2 separate regions of the Homo sapiens genome follow, and region 2 is linked to region 1. Evidence: chromatin contacts called from ENCODE Hi-C or POLR2A ChIA-PET data. All regions are on one chromosome and are shown on one strand. The core of a region is the stretch at or near the end of the contact, and the rest is flanking DNA. Distances in the headings are between cores, read along the strand shown.

What was found. Hi-C counts contacts between places; a loop is a spot of excess contacts on that map. ChIA-PET counts read pairs that join two places held with the same protein, here RNA polymerase II (POLR2A).
Region 2: a map of CD14-positive monocyte shows a loop between it and region 1 (2.4-fold over the local background). The contact joins two enhancer-like sites. A Hi-C loop is called at or near these places in 2 of 168 maps with a recorded cell type or tissue (CD14-positive monocyte and posterior cingulate gyrus). POLR2A ChIA-PET finds 5 or more read pairs at or near these places in 1 of 52 experiments (PC-9).

The regions. Positions count from the first base shown.
Region 1 is chr1:94,600,902-94,604,316 of GRCh38, reverse strand. The region is part of intron 1 of LOC105378861 (a long non-coding RNA gene); the gene reads right to left. Among named protein-coding and RNA genes, the nearest start is that of MIR12133, 59 kb to the right of the region's middle. Within about 2 kb of position 1,721, at least 6 of the 41 ENCODE cell types and tissues checked have a DNase peak (open chromatin) inside an H3K27ac peak, as active enhancers do; they include PC-9, where a contact is called at or near this core.
Region 2 is chr1:94,770,330-94,773,837 of GRCh38, reverse strand. All of the region lies in intron 1 of SLC44A3-AS1 (SLC44A3 antisense RNA 1), which reads left to right. Among named protein-coding and RNA genes, the nearest start is that of MIR378G, 26 kb to the right of the region's middle. Within about 2 kb of position 1,402, at least 6 of the 41 ENCODE cell types and tissues checked have a DNase peak (open chromatin) inside an H3K27ac peak, as active enhancers do; they include PC-9, where a contact is called at or near this core.

The DNA.
Region 1 (3,415 bases), core at 472-2,971:
CATTTTATAGATGAGAGAAGTGAAGTGCAGGTGAGTTATTTAACTTGTCCATGCTCATGCTGCTCATCAATGGCAGACATGCTTCAAACCCTGGCAGTCTGGCCCTGGAGGCTTCCCCACTGTGTTATACTGCCTCTCCGTCCCTATACTAGCCCCCTGGTTGGGGCCTCTGCTCTTGCTCTTCTGTATTCTCCAGTGGCTAAAGTGATCCTTTTAAAGCACATAAACAATATAAGGACTCAAAACTCTCCAATAGCTTCCCATCAATCCTGGAATACAATCTGAACAAACTTCATAGCATGCCCCATGAGGCCCTATGTGATCTTCTCCTCACCCCATGCCTCCAGGCTCCTGTGTGACAACCTTCTCCCAGCTCACTATATTTTTGTTTTCCTGAGACCATACCCTTCTGATCTTTTTGTTTTCCTGAGACCATGCCAAGCTTGTGCTCACCTCAGGGCCTTTGCACATGCTGTTTCCTGTGCCCCTGCCTCATCCTCTGCCTGGATCCTCTCATGGGCCACCTCCTCACCTCATTCAGGACTCTGCCCAAATGCCACTTTCTCCAGAGAGGCTTTCTTGATGTATCCATGTAAAATAGCCTCCAACTCACTTCCACCATTCTCCATCCCTTTAGCCTTCTTTGTCTTTCTTTGTAGCGCTTAATAGTACTCAAGGTTATACTATGGATTGATTAATGTATTGGTGTATTAACCCTTGGATGTAAACAGGGACTTTTTCATCCTCAACACTGAGTCTTCAGGGCTGGAAGACAGACTGGTACAAGTTGGAGTTCAATAAATACTGGTTGAGTAAGTGAATAAGCAAAGCTCCTGGAGAGCAGGGCCACCTCTGCCCCAGTCCAGGGGACACAGTCAGTTCTCAGTAAGCACCAAGAAAGCAGGTGAGGATGGGAAAAGGAGAAGGAAGACAGGGAGAAGAAGAAAAGCACTATTCAGATTTCAACTTGACAATACTTATTTAGTGTTTCTTTGGTGCTAAACAAAGTGACACATATCTCATTTAATTCTCACATCCTGTGAAGTAGGTAATTTTAGCAAGAAAGGAGAAATATAAGGATGGTAGGCAGAAATGTGTTTGCATTAATTCCTTGATGCAGTCTTTACTTACGACAGAAAAAAGGCTATCATTAAAGATATGGACTTTGAATTGCTTATCTTTATGCAACTAAGCCACAAGAATTTTGTGTTTATTTTTTATGATTCAAAAGCATTAATCTTACAAGCTGTATAATTTGTATTTACTTTTGCTATATCTTCAAGATAAAGGATTCATTCTACCATCCACTGCTCCCCCAATCCAGCTTTTAAAAATCCCCCATGTAGTGATTCAGTTCATGGAACACCTGTGAGTTCCCTCTACAAATTGCTGCGTCAGTTTTTCTGCGGAAGGAGTCTTTCTAAGGATGTGTCCAAACTAAAATACCATTTTATAATAGCATTAAAACAGCATTTTAATCACTTGATCATTTTAATCACACAGCTTGCAAGACTCAAAATCTTCATAGTGTCCTCATCTGAAATTTTGGGGGCCCCTAAAACAATTTTTTTTGAAGTTGTCTCTCCTTATTAAAAGAAAGTACTCTTCAGTGGGTTAAGCTCCTCCTCATCTAACAAGGCATAAGCTGGTTGTTCTGTGGTTAAACCTGAGTTTACACAATAAGGATGTGGCTACTACCACAGGGTTGTGCAAAACAGGGGAATCTTACGACGTCTCGGCTTTGGGCAGGGTCCCAGTTTATGTGACAAACCCCAATCCAACGGCTCCCTATACCACTGGGCCAGCTGGCCAACCTGACTGGTCCCTCCAGTCCTCCCTCTGCGTACCAGCAGGACCTCATAAATTCAGGTTGGGGTTAGAATTAGGATTAGCGGTCACCCTCTTGTAGCTCAGACCCACTCGGTGCTGAAGCAGCTCCACGGGCTGCTTTCCAGAAGTGTCGAGGCTCTTAAAGGGCTAGTAATACTCAAATAATAACATGCGCCTAGCCAGAGACATTTAACCCCTGAAAAGTGTCAAGGATAATGGAAATGATAAACCCATGTCACTTCTGAGAGATATTTTGGGGGCTCATTTCTTTCTTTGTGTCCTGATGAAAGGAAAGGCAATTTGCATATTCTGCTGAACCCTGATTCTCAACCACCACAGTGTTCTGGACACTAAGTTGCATAATAGGAAATTTAGGGGAGACGCTTTCCCCTTAGAGCCTTCCTGCTGCATCTGCCACAGTTATCCCTTCAATAAACAGCCCCTCTCCATGTTATTTAAAACTCAGAAGTGCTCTCAACAACTCACTCCTGATCAATTATATGCCTAAGGTGAAGTTGGGCATGAGCAGGTATTTTGTAGTGAAATGAACTACCATTTGTATAACACATTGTATTTATGATACAGCTTCATTCTCAGCCCTGGGCTGGGTATTATTATGACCATTTTTGTTAGCGGGCAAACCCAGGTATAGAGGGGCTGATAACTTGTCCAAGATCATACAAGGAGAAGAGAAAGAAATGGAACTTGAATTCTGATCTTTGGACTTCACATTACAAGCAAGCAAGGCTAATCAAAGCAAGCCTAAACAAACCCAACTGTCACTCGGATGGAGATCCTCTAATGCCAACACCAGACAGAAATACCACATTCTTGCCCAGGAAAATATACTGGGGGTACTTATGGCTAACAGAATTATAGGATGATGACAAATGGGTCCGCTGAAGACAGGGGTAAACACCCAACAAGTTTTGGTAGCCTCAGAGGGCAGTGCATCAGAATGATCTGATAACTGGCTTTCATACAAATGCTCTTAAATCAGCAGGGCAAATGGGATCTGATACTGCATTCTTGTTTCACAAGGCAGTGGGTTAGCTGGAGATTTGGGAAACTCTTACATCAAAAAATGATTAACACAAACATTAAGACCCTCAAGAGATATGATTTAAATACTGGAATATTTTATTTCTCTGAAATGCCTCATCCCCTGATGATCCCTGACAAATCAGATGCTACTATATAGATCTGCTGATCTCTCAGATCTAAGTTTCAGCACAATGTTCAAAGTTGCAGCTTTAAACAATGACAAAAAAATTACAGTTAAACTTCTCACAACCCTATATTGTTTCAGTCTAGGAAATGAAAATAAAGTCTGCTTTTACCCAGTGAGCCTCTAAAATTCCCAAATCCTTGGTAACAGATGAAGTAACTGACATAACTTGCTGCTTTCATGTGCATAAAACATCATTTTATTTTTTTCAGTCTCCCATGCACCAGGTTTTCAGTGAGTACCAAAAAACTAAACATATTTTCCAGAGTAAAATGTAGCATATTCCCAATTCTTAAGGCTCCTCGGAGGATTAAATGCTATTTAATGGACAGGAGAACTTGTTCTGATAAGTTTCTC
Region 2 (3,508 bases), core at 153-2,652, 170 kb before region 1:
GAGAGGTAAATAGGCTGAACTTTGGGGGCACCCAGAATCTTGAATTGAAAGGGGCTGAAATGAGCAGCTTGCCGGCCTCCTACAGATACTGGTGTCTGAAACCACCATAGAGGTTTAGTTGGGTGCACATTTGCTGTGGAGGAATAAGGTCTTAGCCAGTTGGGGCTGGTTTATCTTTAGGGTGGACTGCTGGGCAGCAGGCATGGGAGAGGCACACCCCAGTTCAGCCTGTTCCTCAGTACAGCAGCCTGCCTTGTTTTCCCTCAAGGCGGGTCTGCTTATGTTGACATTGATTCTCCTTGCAAAGTGACGCGTAGGCAGAGCTTCATTTACAGGTGATTATCAGTAAGTCCTGGGTTTCCATGAGATCATTTTGCTTTCTCCTGGGAGGTGAAGCCTCTTTCCTAACTCAGGCTGTCTCAGGGTTTTGCAGCCCTCTGTCACAACGAACTCATCAGTGGCTATTTCCTTACGAAGGCTTCTGATAGGTTCACATGCCAGAGTTTCCAACCTTCACCAGCAGCTCAGATTTATGCCCCAGTGAGCGAATGTACTCAGTACTAGTTCCTTCCTATCAGCTTAGGAAAGTGTGTAGTTCAAGGATTTAAATCATTTAAACAAACTTAATTGGGAAAAACAGACACTTTAACTTTCTACCTGATGTCCCCTTTGGTCCAGCCTAGCCACCTCCGGATTTATGATGCAGTGAGTATTGCTCTGTTATTTTATCTCACATATTTTCATGTTTCCTTTTTTTCTTCTTAACTGAGACCACAAATTAGAAAAAACCTTCAGATTCACTTCCTGCGTTGTACACTTGAGCACACAGGCCTAGGGACATCGATTGCCATACTTGAGATCATGCAGCTATTAAGGGGAGGGGATGAGCCAAGGATCCAGGCTCTTCTGATGCCCAGCTCAGGGCTCAATCCACACTGGCTCCATCTTTACATCTAGCCCTGGGTGTTCTTTTTTTATTATTTATTTTTTATTTTTTTGAGTCTCGCTCTGTCTCCCAGGCTGGAGTGCAATGGTGCGATCTCAGCTCACTGCAACCTCTGCCTCCAGGGTTCAGGTGATTCTCCTGCCTCAGCCTCCCAAATAGCTGGGCCTACAGGTGTGCACCACCATGCCTGGCTAACTTTTGTATTTTTAGTAGAGACAGGGTTTTGCCCTGTTGGCCAGCCTGCTCTCATACTCCTGACCTCAGGTGATTAACCCACCTTGGCCTCCCAAAGTGCTGCAATTACAGGCGTGAGCCACTGTGCCCGGCCTAGCCTTGGATGCTTTACTGCATCCGTTTCCCCAACCATTCATGGCTTTGTAACTAGAGCACAGTGTTCTTTCTGTAGAAGGTACTTAAGGAAAGTGTTGCCTAACTTTTTATTTGCTTGGGGTTGAAATGTCAGCTTGCGGGAAATGCTCTAGAAATGTGTGGGGAAACTCTGCTAAGCACCCTCCATGACTCTCTCATTTGGTTTTCAAGGACTGAGGTAGTGATGTCATTCATTCTTGAACAGAAAGAACTAGCCAAACTTGTTTTCAGAGTCTAACACTTTGAATAGAGGCTAGAATTCTCTTACTGACCATCACGCCATGTACAAAACATTGCCAATAAACTGCTGAATCTCTGCATCTCTTGGGCTTAAATGGAAAAGCGTCTTCTCCAACCTGGGGAATAAAGTATAGGCTTTGTAATTTTATGTAAGGAAAACCCAATACTAGTTACTCTTTCTGGCATGCTTACTATGTGCCACATATATGGTGCCTCTATTATGCTGTACAAATGTTAATTCATTCAATCCTTGGCCTTAAGTGGTAAAATTTATATTATTCTGAATTTTATAAAGGAAAAGAGTGAGGCTCAGTTGCTTTTCCAAAGTCGCACAGCTAGAAAGTGGCAAAGCATGGAGTCAAATTGACTATAAGCCCTGCAGACCAGAAAAGGTGACACTTTGCCTTTGAAGACACAACAAGAGGGCTTTCCTGGATGTCTGCCAGAAACTGCTGTCTTCTGGCAGGTTCTGGGCCTCTATTTTCCATGTTCAGACTCCTAAAGGGAACAGGAGAACACTTGTTTATTTCTGTCTTCTTCTGGTCCCACTTTTACATCCCATCCCCATGGGAGGGTAAAAAAAGAAGAGGAGGCCCATCCACCTCCACTTCTCCTCTTGATGTTTGCACCAGTGGCCATAGAGATGGGGACAGACCGGACTCTGGTGCCATGGACTGGCACATGGTCTCAAGTTTCTGGCCCTGGGGTTGGAATACAGTTCCACTTGCTCTGTAGGAGATCAGAGGGATGCTATTTACAAACATTGAGTTATGTGAACTCATTTCAGTGGATTTGGGAAAATTACTCTCCATGGGAATAAAAGTTATCAAGAAAGAATTTTTAAATACTCTATATATTTGCAGGTCGAATTTATTATTTCCTAATACAACTAATATAATTATCCTCTCCCATGTTCTTCAACAGATGTATTCCAGAAACATTTTGTCTGAATCTTTAAAAGACTGCTTTGCTTTTTCTGATATCAGGTCAATAGAGAAATGTGCCACCCTGCTAGTAAAAGCCAGTTTTTGAGCAATATCTGCATAACTGTTAAATGTGTTATTATTATTATTATTTTTTGTCTAACTTTCATCCTGCACTCTTCAGCAGAACTAAAGATACTCCCTGTTCCAAGGAAGCTCATAATCTAATAATGCCATTGGAAAGTCACTTGTTATTAGTGTAGGCCTTTTGCAAATACCCTCCAAAAAAAGCTTAATGTGAGTTTTAATCCAGATAAATAAACCTATTAAGAAGGAAAAGGAGAAGGAATAAGTCTCATGAAGATTTACTACTCTTGGAGTTTGTTTTCTTCGCTGTAAGGAAGAGTTGTTCCCCATTGCTTCAATCACAAAAAACCATTAAACATAGACCAAGAAGGGGGAAAAAAACCTTACAAGATCACTTTATAAGGGACAATAAGTACTTGAAAATTAGAAAACATCCCTTTAAATTTGGGAAGTCTTTAAGTGCTCTGGGTGAATACATGAGTGGTAGTAAAGAGTGAAGTGTGCAAACTCCAATCTACAGTCAATTTGGCAGCAGAATTCTCAGTGTGCTACGGAAGTAAGCAAATGTTAGAGAGGTAAACAGATTCCAGATTAACTTACCTGGAAGAGTCTCCAAGAGCAGCTGGGAAGCAGAAGAATGCAGCTCCTTTCTTGCCATCTGGTTTGACTGGAAATCCACTGGTCTGGTGGTTCCATTGGCATGGGGGCATTACCCTCCTCCCCTTCTCCCCAAACCCTTCAAAATTTCCAAGGAAGCCTGTCAAGCTCAGTTAAGACTCAATGTGTCCCCAGGGTCCTTTTTTGCCACATGGAAGAAGAGAGAATGTGTCTTATCTTGATGATTTTCTTCTAATCAATTTGAGTGTCAACAGCTAAATTTGAAAAATAGAATGCAAAGTGAAGACTAGATTTATCATTGTTAAGCTAGGAAACCAAGAGTCTG